Regions from separate parts of the Mus musculus genome. Here regions 2 and 3 are each linked to region 1. The links are chromatin contacts, found by POLR2A ChIA-PET in ENCODE. All regions are on one chromosome and are shown on one strand. Each heading gives the region's core, a stretch centred on a gene start or an enhancer-like site at or near the end of the contact. The rest is flanking DNA. Distances are from core to core; before and after follow the strand shown.

The links. ChIA-PET counts read pairs that join two places held with the same protein, here RNA polymerase II (POLR2A).
Region 2: POLR2A ChIA-PET joins it to region 1 with 14 read pairs in Patski. The contact joins the promoter of Txlna here to the promoter of Hdac1 in region 1. POLR2A ChIA-PET finds 5 or more read pairs at or near these places in 4 of 5 experiments (Patski and embryonic stem cell).
Region 3: POLR2A ChIA-PET joins it to region 1 with 21 read pairs in embryonic stem cell. The contact joins the promoter of Bsdc1 here to the promoter of Hdac1 in region 1. POLR2A ChIA-PET finds 5 or more read pairs at or near these places in 3 of 5 experiments (Patski and embryonic stem cell).

Annotation. Positions count from the first base shown.
Region 1 is chr4:129,540,549-129,544,254 of GRCm38, reverse strand. It overlaps Hdac1 (histone deacetylase 1), which reads left to right and starts at 1,609. Exons shown (of 14, transcript NM_008228.2): 1 at 1,609-1,674. The coding sequence starts at 1,626.
Region 2 is chr4:129,639,043-129,642,748 of GRCm38, reverse strand. It overlaps Txlna (taxilin alpha), which reads left to right and starts at 1,684. Exons shown (of 11, transcript NM_001199695.1): 1 at 1,684-1,778; 2 at 2,322-2,493; 3 at 3,182-3,520. The coding sequence starts at 2,328.
Region 3 is chr4:129,459,965-129,463,670 of GRCm38, reverse strand. Bsdc1 (BSD domain containing 1) reads right to left here and starts at 1,992. Exons shown (of 11, transcript NM_133889.2): 1 at 1,966-1,992; 2 at 1,669-1,729. The coding sequence starts at 1,976.

The sequences.
Region 1 (3,706 bases), core at 360-2,859:
CCGAAGACAGCCCCTACAACAAAGAGTGTAAGTAATTCAAGGTTAAGAAATTTTGCTGGCATGGCTTGAGGGTGGGGGAGTGGTGAAGGTCTTTTTTTTTGTTGTTGTTGTTGGTTCCCCCCCCACCCCCCAGACACGGTTTCTCTGTATAGCCACGTCTGTCCTGGAACTCACTGTGTAGACCAGGCTGGCCTCAAATTTAGAAATCAGCCTGCCTCTGCCTCTCAAGTGTTGGGATTAAAGACATATGCCACCCACTCTGGGGATAGAGGCAGGCAGATTTCTGAGTCGAAGACTCAGTTGAAATAAGGAGATCTGACGCCCTTCTGGTCTGGTGTGTGTCTGAAGGCAGCTACAGTGTACTTAATAAATAAATAAATAAATAAATAAATCTTTAAAAAAAAAAAAGGCAGGTGTGGTGGGGCATGCCTTTAATCACAGCACTCCGGAGGCAGAGGCAGGCAGATGTCTGAGTTCGAGCCCAGCCTGGTCTACAAAGTGAGTTCCAGGACAGCCAGGGCTATACAGAGAAACCCTATCTTGAAAAACAAACAAACAAACAAAAAAGCAAAAACAAACGAAGAAACAACCCCGCCCCCCCACCCCCACGTCCCCCCCAAACAACAACTTAGGCTTTCAGTTTAGAAAAATTAAGTTCTGGGTAGGTGAGATGGTTGCTGCCACCATGCCTGACCCAAATTTTCTGGATGGATCGCCCCGCCCCCACCCAGAGCCATTACATAGGAACACTCCCTCCAACACTCCCTCCAGTAAATTAAAAACTAAACACCAAGTTCTGTTACTTTGTCACAGTGCTCGGGCATATTGGATTTTGTCTTTTTTTAAAAAAAATATGTACAATTGGAGACGGAATTTAATTTGTAACACTGAATAAGCTCTTCAGCTTTACCTGTAAAATTGTTTTGTTATTTTTTGAGACATGCTTTCACTACGGAGAGCAAGTTGGCCTCAGATTACAGAGATCTTCCTGACTCTGCCTCCTGAGTGCTGGGATCAAAGACATAGCAACCACGCCCAACTGAAAACGAGCTTTGACATTAAAAAAGAAAAGTCCGTCAGAACTTATGAGCACATAAAGGTCTTGCCCCACTACAGTAGGCCTCTGGATATTTTCTTTCTGTTCCTTGCCATTCATTTCTCTCTCCAGTTCTAATCCAGACCAAACCTAGTCTTTTAGCTGCGTGACCTTGCGCAAGCATCTTTCCCCGGGAAGCCTCGGCGTATTCTCGGTAAAACGAGAAAGTTGGCCTCTGATCTTTGCACACGCTCCCAACTGTGAAGCGGGCTGCAGAGTTTACGGAGCCGACTCCCTCTCCCGGGACTCGATGGTACGGCCCCCGGTCTCCCCCACCCCTCCGCGCCGGACTTTGGTACAGGCCCAGGGGGCCCGCGGTGGCTTCTCTAAGCTGCCCTTGCCCCCCGCCGAGTTCCGGGCCCGACCCCGCGCATGCCGATTGGTTAGAGTGAGGCCCGGGCTGTGCGGCTATAGGTGATCCCGGGGGTGGGCGGGGCTTCGAGGCCGGCCCCTCCCCCTGGTCGGACGCCGTAAGGAGCCGCGGGCGGGCGGGCGGACAGACTGACGGGAGGGCCGGGCGGCGAGCAAGATGGCGCAGACTCAGGGCACCAAGAGGAAAGTCTGTTACTACTACGACGGTGAGCTGCGGGTGGGCGGCGCGGGCCGGGCGTTGGGGAAAGGCTGGGGGAGGAGGCTGGGAGGAGGCTGAAGCCCCGGGGAGGCTGAGGGAAAGTCGAGGCTGAAGGAGGAGGTTGGAGAGAGGAAGTCGAGGCTGAGGCCGGAGATGAGGTGGGGGTCGTGGAAGGGGTAGTCTGCGGTAATCCCGGTGGCGGAGATTCTCGGGGAATCCGACCTGAAGTTGGAGTGGGATTCCTGGAGGGAAGCCTAAGTGGCGGCGGGGATCGGAATATGATGGAGACGGTTTGCCTGGATATCTTCCCCTGCTGAGAATACAAAGGTTTTTCACTGTCCCCATTCACTCTCTCTCTTTTTCTTTCTTTCTTTTGGTGAGTTCTGCAGGACTGGCCACTCATCCCCTCCCCCACTCCATCCCCCAAGTCTATGAGTAGGGCCTGCAGTTGCTAGTTGGGAAATGGGGCTCCCCGGGGATGCAAGAAGAGAGGTGCATGAAACTTGTTAAAACGACTTTTCATTGAGCCAGCGCGAGCATCTTACTCTGTCCTGGGTTGTGTTTCTGTTGGGGCTGGAGGGCTCATCGAGGCACATTTCCTGTGTTGAGTTCCCGTCTGAAGGGGGAGCTAGACAATGTCACAGGTATCTTTCGGTGTTAGCGCTGGGACAAGGGAATGTGGGGTGGAGGAGAACACAGCAGGAGCCTCAGCCCAACCTGAGAGGAGCAGGTTGTGTGTCAGTGCTTAGGACCCAAGAACTGGAGTTACAAGCCAGGCCCTGGCAAGTGGAGCCAACAGCAGGGGGAGGGGACAGCACCTTTATCTGAGAAAGGGTCTCACAGTGTAACTCAGCTGGTCTTGGATTAAGCCCCTTCTTCTTACTCTTGACTCCAGGCTTACACCACTTGGTCCAGCATTTGTGTTTTGGGAATAGCAGTTGAGTTGTTCAGGGGACATCTAGCCAGCCAGCCAGTAGGCGGTTGGCTGTTTAGATCTGAAATTTAGAAGACAGATATTTTTTGGTAATTGTCGGTATAAAATAATTCAGATAGTAATTTTAGCTGGATTAGAAAAGGGTGTTATAACTCCAGTTGTAGAGGGTGAAGAGCTATGTTGATACTTTTTTTTTTTTTTTGGAAATGGCCTCTGTGTAACCCTGGCTAGCCTGGAACTCACTTTGTAGACCAGGTTTGCTTCCTACTGGAAGAGATTTATCCTACCCCCCTCCCGAGTGCTAGGATTAAAGGCATGTGCCACAACCCTGGCCTGTTTTAATTCTGAAGAAGTGGACTAAGAAGGTTCAGTGGTCCTGATTGCTCTTTCACTATGCTGTCTTTCAACTGTTAGCCACATTCCTGTTTCAGTCTTTCCCAGTGCTGTGGGGTGACGGAGCCACCAAGCCTGGTGTCTTCTTGTTTCTGTTCTGTTTTGTTTTTAAGGCAGGGTCTGTCTCTAACAGCCCTAGCTGTCCTGGAAGTTGCTTTGTAGACCAACTAGGCTGGCCTCTGAACTCAGAGAGATCCCCCTGCCTCTGCCTCCTGAGTATTAAAGGGGTGCACCACTGTCTAGCAGCCTCATTTTTTGTTTCGGTTCTTTTTGTTTGTTTGGTTTGGTTTGGTTTGGTTTTGGTTTTTTGAGACAGTTTCTCTGCGTAGCCCTGGCTGTCCTGGAACTTACTCTCTAGACCAGGCTGGCCTCAAACTTAGAAATCCGTCTGCCTCTGGCCACCAAGTGCTGGGAATTTTTTTTCTTCTTCTTGTTTTTTGTAGATAATACATTTCTTGGAGAAAAGTCTCCTTATCTCCACTTCCTAAAAGATTGGGTAGTATAATAGGCATAATTTTTTTAAAGAATTATTTATTTTATGTATGTGAGCACACTGTAGATGTCTTTAGACACACCAGATCTCATTACAGATGGTTGTGAGCCACCATGTGGTTGCTGGGAAACGAACCCAGGACCTCTGGAAGATCAGTATGTGCTCCCAACTGGTGAGCCATCTCTCCAGCCCCATAATTTTTTTTGAGATTATAATAGA
Region 2 (3,706 bases), core at 435-2,934, 98 kb before region 1:
AATCGCTTTCCTCTTTGTATGGAATTTGGTAAAGACCTGATGTAGATGCTACCTCTTCAGAGATTTCCAAGTGTTTACTGAGAAGCAATCAGGGCAGTGGTTTCCAGGTACCTTTAACGCAAACCTTTCTGAGATTCGGTTCCCTCAGTAAACTGGTCAAGTGCCAACGCTTTCTCTTTTCAGCTTTGATCACTCCGGGTAAGTACTCTGTCACTGAGTTTATTGTCTCTCAAAGTTACATGTGAACAGACAGAACTCTACTCTGAGTCTGTTTGGCAGACCTATTACAGAAAAATAGACATCATTTAAGAACCCTAAAACAAAGTCCAATTAGCACAATTTGCAACATGCTCTACCCCACAGCCTGACTCTAGCCTCTTGAGGCTGCAGCATTTAGCCAACAGTAATTTCAACACGTGAGTTTCTAGGACAGCCTGATCTACATAGAGAGTTACACGCCAGCCAGCTCTATAAAGCAAGACCTTATCAAACAAAACAAACTCCACACAACAAAAGAATTGAAATCACAATTGTGGGGTTTTTTTTAATGTTCTGAGCCTACACTGGCACTGCAAATCATAATGAAGAACAAAGACGAGAAAAATCTAACATTTTAAAGCAGTAACACTTGATACTTTGCAGAAAGTGGGGCAGGGGTGGTAGGGTGGGAGTTTACCAACCTGCCTAAAGCCAAACTCCCTGGCTTCAATCCCTTTCTGAGGGAGTAATTGCCAAGCTGGTGGGGTTAGAAGGCGGGGCATAAATTGCCTCAGAGAACAGCTGTGGTGTCGGAGAATGGTTCCAACCGGTTTTGGTAGGCAGCTCTGAGTTAGAAGCCAGCATAGTCAAAGATTACGTTCTAGGACACACTAGGCTACACAAAGAAACCCTGACTCAGGGGGCAAAGAAATATTTTTAAAGGATGGGTGCTGGTGTCAGGCTTCCAGCTTTGAATCTGCTATAACCACACAATATTGATGGAGCCTTAAACTATTTACCCTTTACCTGGTGGCCTTTGCCATTAGTCCAAGCCATGGGGAGGCAAAGACAGACAAAACTCTTGAGTTCAAAGCCAATTTAATCTACATAGGGAGTTCCAGGCCTGCCAAAGCCACATATAACGAGATGTTGTCTCTAACAAACAAATAGTAGTTTGTTTTATTTTAACTAGGCTTTTCTGTACTATCGTATATTTCACAGATCACTGAGTATTTTGTACTTAATCCGAGTAATTATGAGAATCAAGCTACTGGATACGAGGAAAAAACGTTTGAATTATTATAAACCTTCTATTGTAATAGAGGGGAAAAAAATGCCAGGCACATAACAAATTAGTTTACCTTTCTATCCCTCTTCCGAGTTCTCAGAGATCATAGAAAGTCATACATGTTTATAAAGGACTAATGAGTGTATGAAAAAAAAAGAAAAAAAAAAGACCAGAATGCCAAAGTTTAAGGCCAATCATAGCTTCAGTACCAGAAAAGAGGCTGACAAAAATCTCTCGACCAATGACATAATTTCGGACCCTCAGGGTATTTGGCTCCTATGCTTTTCGGTTGCATCTCGGGAGTTGTGCGGCGCCGCGAGGCATGAAGGGGCTCGTAGTTTTTCCCACTCCCGCCTCCAAAGCCGCCTTGACTTCTTTTTTCCCAGCAAGCTCCGCGCCCGCGTTTGCTGTTGATTGGCTGCGGCAGGAGAGGGCGGTCCTGTTGGCAGCAGTTACCTAGGTTTCCGGTGCTCGGCCGGAGAGGAGGACGCCGCCGGACGTCCGTGGTGAAGTATGTCTATGGGCTGTACGTGGGACGAGCTCTTCAGAGGGTCTGTGGCCCAGGACGCGTTGGCCGTAGAGGAACAACTAATTCGGGGGGTCGGGGGGAGGGCGGCCTGCCCCAGTGTTGCGCGTGCGTACTCTAGGTCTAGAGGGCGCGTGGGGTGTGGGTGGCTTCTGTGCGCGCGCGCGCGCGGGGGTCCCACGTGGGACCTGGTGGGGCGGGGAGCCGATCGGGACTGGAGCATCCCGCCACGTCAGTCTGCGGCTCTGAGCCAATCCCGCGCTCCGGCTGCCGAGAGGGAGCCGTGTGGTGCCGAGAAGTGGCATTCGGGAGAAAGGAGGCCTCTTCCTTCCCTCACTCACTCAGGGGCAGCTTCTCGGAAACCTTCCATGGGACCGTGAAATCCCGGGCGAAGACCGACCGGTCTGTTTGAAGCTTCGAGCGTCAGATTTGGGGATTTCTTATCTAGTTGTGAAGAAGAATTTTGAAGTCTAGAAAAAAAAAAGCAACTGGGTCCTTAAAGGATCTGCCCCATTTCTGGCCTTGCAGATCACAATGAAGAACCAAGACAAAAAGAATGGGCCTGCCAAACACTCCAACTCGAAGGGCAGCCCGGGGCAACGGGAAGCAGGACCGGAGGGAGCCCATGGACGACCCAGACAGACAGCTCCTGGGGCGGAAGCCGAAGGTTCCACAAGCCAGGCTCCTGGGAAGACCGAGGGTGTGTGCCAGCTCTGCTTTTCCAGTGGGCAGAGGGAGGAGTTTCTGGTACTGGTCTGTCTTCTGAGGCCAGTGTTTACCCAAGAAGAAGGAACTATAGAATGAACGATGCTCATTCTGTGTGATCCTTTTGTTTCCTGGGGAGGTGGTGAACCTTCCCACTCTTAGCCGTGGGGCGCAACCTTGGGAGCATGCTCTGACTGGTTTAAACGAAGACAGTCAAATGAAGCACCCCGTAAGCAAAGTCATATTCCCAGAGAACACTTGCCAGTGGTGGGTAATTGTCCTTCATGAGGTGCAGCGTCTGCCACATGCCAACTGCTCCTCACACAGGGGTGCTTTACACAGTTGGCTTTTATAACAAGTATGTTTGGGTGTTAGAAATACTTGTTTTATAACTAAACAAACTTAGGGTTTAAAAAAACTTAAATTGAGGCCAGGCCTAGTGTCCCTCACCATTGTCCACAGAACTCAGGAGGCAGAGGCAGACAGATCTCGGAGTTTGTGATCAGCCTGCATACTAAGTTCCAAGACAGCCAGGGCCCTGTAGAGAGAGCCTAACTCAACCGAATAAATAAATAAAACAACATTTAACCCACACCAGTGTGTTTATCTGGGCTTAAAGAAGATCCAAGCGAGTGGTATGACCACTGAACTTTAATCCCGTGTCTTCATCTTTCCTGCTGTAGGGGCTCGAGCTAAAGCAGCTCAGCCTGGGGCCCTCTGTGACGTCTCTGAGGAGCTGAGCCGGCAGTTGGAAGACATCCTGAGTACATACTGTGTGGACAACAATCAGGGAGGCCCGGCTGAGGAGGGAGCACAGGGTGAGCCCACTGAGCCGGAAGACACGGAGAAGTCCCGAACCTATGCAGCCAGGAATGGGGAGCCTGAACCAGGCATTCCAGTCGTCAACGGCGAGAAGGAGACCTCTAAGGGAGAGCCTGGAACAGAGGAGATCCGAGCGAGTGATGAAGTTGGAGACCGAGACCATCGGAGGCCACAGGAGAAGAAGAAAGCCAAGGGTCTAGGTGAGGGGGGAGCTATTGGTGAGGGGAGGGAGTTAACACCTGTCATCTCATGGGCTAACCTGCTCTGTCAGAACTCAAAAGAATCTGCTTTTCAAGACAGTATGTGTGTTATCTCCCCTCCCCCCCGCCCGGGTTTACTCAAAGATGGGGTCCTAGCATTGAGCTGTTAGATCACTCACTTGTGCA
Region 3 (3,706 bases), core at 743-3,242, 81 kb after region 1:
TGTCGGGGGAGCACACAATGCAGCAGAGCTTTCTCTAGTGCTGTGTCTGTCTGTACATGAACTTGGACGCGTTGGATCTGTACATGAACTTGGATGCACTGGATGGGGACTCAGTAGACTCAAGGCAGGAGTGGGAAGGAAGCAAGCAGAGGAAGTCAGGTTACACGCCCCTCTCAAAATGAGAGGACGTTTGCTAAGAGAGCAGGAAGACACCGACCCAAAGGGAGCGGAGATGGCCAGCAGCAAAGACGGCAGCAGAGGAGCAAGGGAAAAGTCGAAAAACGGTGACTGAGTTTTACTGAGTCACTTAATAAAGAGCGAATGCCTATGTAGCACCCAGAGAGACCACATATTGTCTGAGTGTTCTGCATATTATCATGTGATCCTCGTGACATCGCATTAGAGAGGTACTGCCATTTCACAGTGAGGAAGGTAAGAAGAAGAAGAAGAAGAAGAAGAAGAAGAAACCAGATAAACAAACTTGCCCAAGTCATAAGCTACACGCCTTTAATCTCAACACTCAGGAAGCAGAAGGAGGCGGATCTCTGTGAGGCTGAGGCCAGCCTGGTCTACATAATGGTCCCAGGGCAGCCAAGGGCGACATACACCATGAGACCCTGTCTCAAAATAAAACAAACCACGACCACCACCAATAACAACAAAATAACTTGTCCAAGTTCCCAGAAATGTAAGGAACTAAAGGGAGAGATTAAGTCTCTTCCTGAAAGCCTCGAAACACACGGGGAGTCCTCACAGGACAGGACACCTGCCGGATAGCACACTTTCTTTGCATGCTTGAGGTCTCATATTAATCCTTAGCGTAAAGTCCTGCCTCTCCATCATCAATAAAACTTCCAGCACAGGGAATTCTCAGATGTGCTGAGCTGTAGCTTGAGCGGAGGCTTCCCAGGAGAACCCGGAGCAAGGAGAAAATAAAAACAAAAACCAAAAAACCAAAAACCAAACAAACAAAAACCGTTCCTAAAGTACTGGGCTGACTTGAGATCAGAAGCCTCTCGGAGTCTGCCCTGAAGCACGACTCCCTTCACTTGCTTGAGGTAAACAGTAATTAGTTACCCCACGACTTAGTTGGGCTGCCTGTAAATAAAGGAATGTGGGATAAAACAGGAACACCAACTGGCATTGCCTAGGACAAGGACAAGCATTAGTCACAATCACAGCCACTTCCCCAGGTCTCCACTCTCTGGCCCCCCCTCATCCCTTTGTAAACCAGTCACATAGGCACCATCAGGTACCAGCGCATATGGCAATCCTCATCTCTACCCGGATTCTTGGCTACACCTTCCTTGGCATGCTCATGACTCCCTAGTCTGGACAATTAGGGACTGCCCTTTCCCGGTATTCACAACAGTAACTAAGCAACTATTTTGCTTGACTGCCTCCACACCAGACTGAGCTTTGTGAGGCCCAAGACTATCTGTCTGGCTAAGGTCTATATCCTCCCAACCTGTCTGTGAGTAGTGACTGTCACATATTCTAATAAATATTGCTGTTTAAGAGTAAGATGTTGTTAGTGGTGGTGTTCTACCCTTTTCTCGTAAATGGCCTCACAGAAGCTCAAAAAAACCCAAGCAGGGGCTAGCTGGGGTTGGTTGCAAGGAGACGGCCGCGGTGCCCTGCCGAGGGAAGGGTGCTGGCCCGGCTTACCTTCTCTTTGACTGCCTGGTAGCTCTGCTGCAGCCAGCTCCGCCACCACCCCACGTCCTCCCTGTGGAAGACAGACACATCTGACGGCCCTGCCGGGCGACTCCAGCCCAGCCTCCGGCCGGAGATGAGGCTTTTCCGGCCGCTTCCCCATGCCCTCGCACCACGCCTCCGCTCTGCCCTTCCAGCTCAGTCCGCACCCGCACCGGCAGCCTGTCCCCAACAGGGACCCCTGGCCCAGTACCCCATCCCTCGAAAAGCCCAAGCCCCCAACGCCAGAAAGCGGAACGCCAAGCTCACCCTTCCGCCATCTTGCCAGCATGACATCACCACTATTTACCGACCTTTGACTTCCGACACGGCACCGCCCCCTCAGGCTCCGCCCCCATGAGCGTGCCCCAATCTTAACACAAGGACAACTCTCCGCCCAGTCCCCGCCCCCCTACATCAATGTGTCTGGCCTTTGTCCAATCCATGTCCCAAATGCGATTTGTCCCGCCTCTGAACTCTCGATCCAATGGTGTGTAAGATTGTCCTCGGGTCCCACCAACCAGCCGCTAGCTTTCCCGGTAGTCCCTGACTACAGTGGCCTCTCCGGGCCAATTTCGGCAGGCTCGTTAGACCGCCAATTAGAAGGCGAGGCGAGGAAAGGAGAGGCCGGGTTGGGACGTTGTGTTCTTAGAACCTGGAGTTAAGTTCCGCCCCCCTTTGTGAAGCCAGCCGCGTAGCAGCTCCTTGGTGTTCTGCTGCAGGCTAATTCAGCAAGCTCCGATTGCGGACCTCAGAGCCAGAGTAAGGCTATGGGGAGAATCCAGAGCTCTCCTCGGGATGACACCCAGGATCATTTGGAGAGGCAGATACATATTCACATTATTTCTTAAGCCCGATTTAAGAAAACGCTAGCTGAAAGTGTTCTGGAAAAATCCCACTGATAGGGGGGAATTGAGGTCTATTGTGTGGTGGAAGGGGGATTTACATAGATCCTGTGGCCCTACCTACTACTTCCTCAATCTACACAAACCCCTCCTTCACCTCCAGCAGGAGGTTGACTCCCCTCCTCGAAGGCTACACTGTAATCAAGGTCATCACTGCTACCTGATCCCATAGCCTCTTACCTGCCTGAGGAACAAGCTATATACTAATTCTCCCAGTGTTCCCCAAGGCCTCCCATCTAACTTTCAAAAAGATTGTTGCTGGTATTTCTCCTGTCTAAAAAACTAACAACTATTGGATGGATCACAGGGCTCCCAATGGAGGAGCTAGAGAAAGTACCCAAGGAGCTAAAGGGATCTGCAACCCTATAGGTGGAACAACATTATGAACTAACCAGTACCCCGGAGCTCTTGACTCTAGCTGCATATGTATCAAAAGATGGCCTAGTCTGCCATCACTGGAAAGAGAGGCCCATTGGACACGCAAACTGTATATGCCCCAGTACAGGGGAATGCCAGGGCCAAAAAAAAAATGGGAATGAGTGGGTAAGGAAGTGGGGGGGAGGGTATGGGGGACTTTTGGGATAGCGTTGGAAATGTAATTGAGGAAAATATGTAATAAAAATAAATAAATAAATAAATAAATAAATAAAAAAATAAAGTAGACCACCATAAGGCTGTTAAGGGAGAAAAAATGGAATGAGTAATTTCCAGTGGTCTTTCTCCCTTCTAAGGTCCATGCTTTGCCTGCAACGAATGCACAAGGTTTAAAGCTAAAAAATGCTGTGATAAATGATTTGTGCTACTGAACAAGATGGGCTAAGAAACAAGTTGAGTTCTTTAATCCCCAACAGAATCTACCTTTGCAATTTCATTCCCCACATTAAAGGTCACTTGGAACTACTGCCTGCCTCTACCTCCCAAGTGCTGGGGTTAAAGGCATGCGCCACCACTGCCCGGCATGTATTTTTTTTTTTTTAACTAGACAATTTAATCCAAGATATTGCAGGTGCTAGGCAAACATGCTATCAGTAAATTACATCCAAGCCCTGAACTGTTAATTTATAATCGCACACATAAAACCATGCCAGTCAGATGGCCGTGCCTCC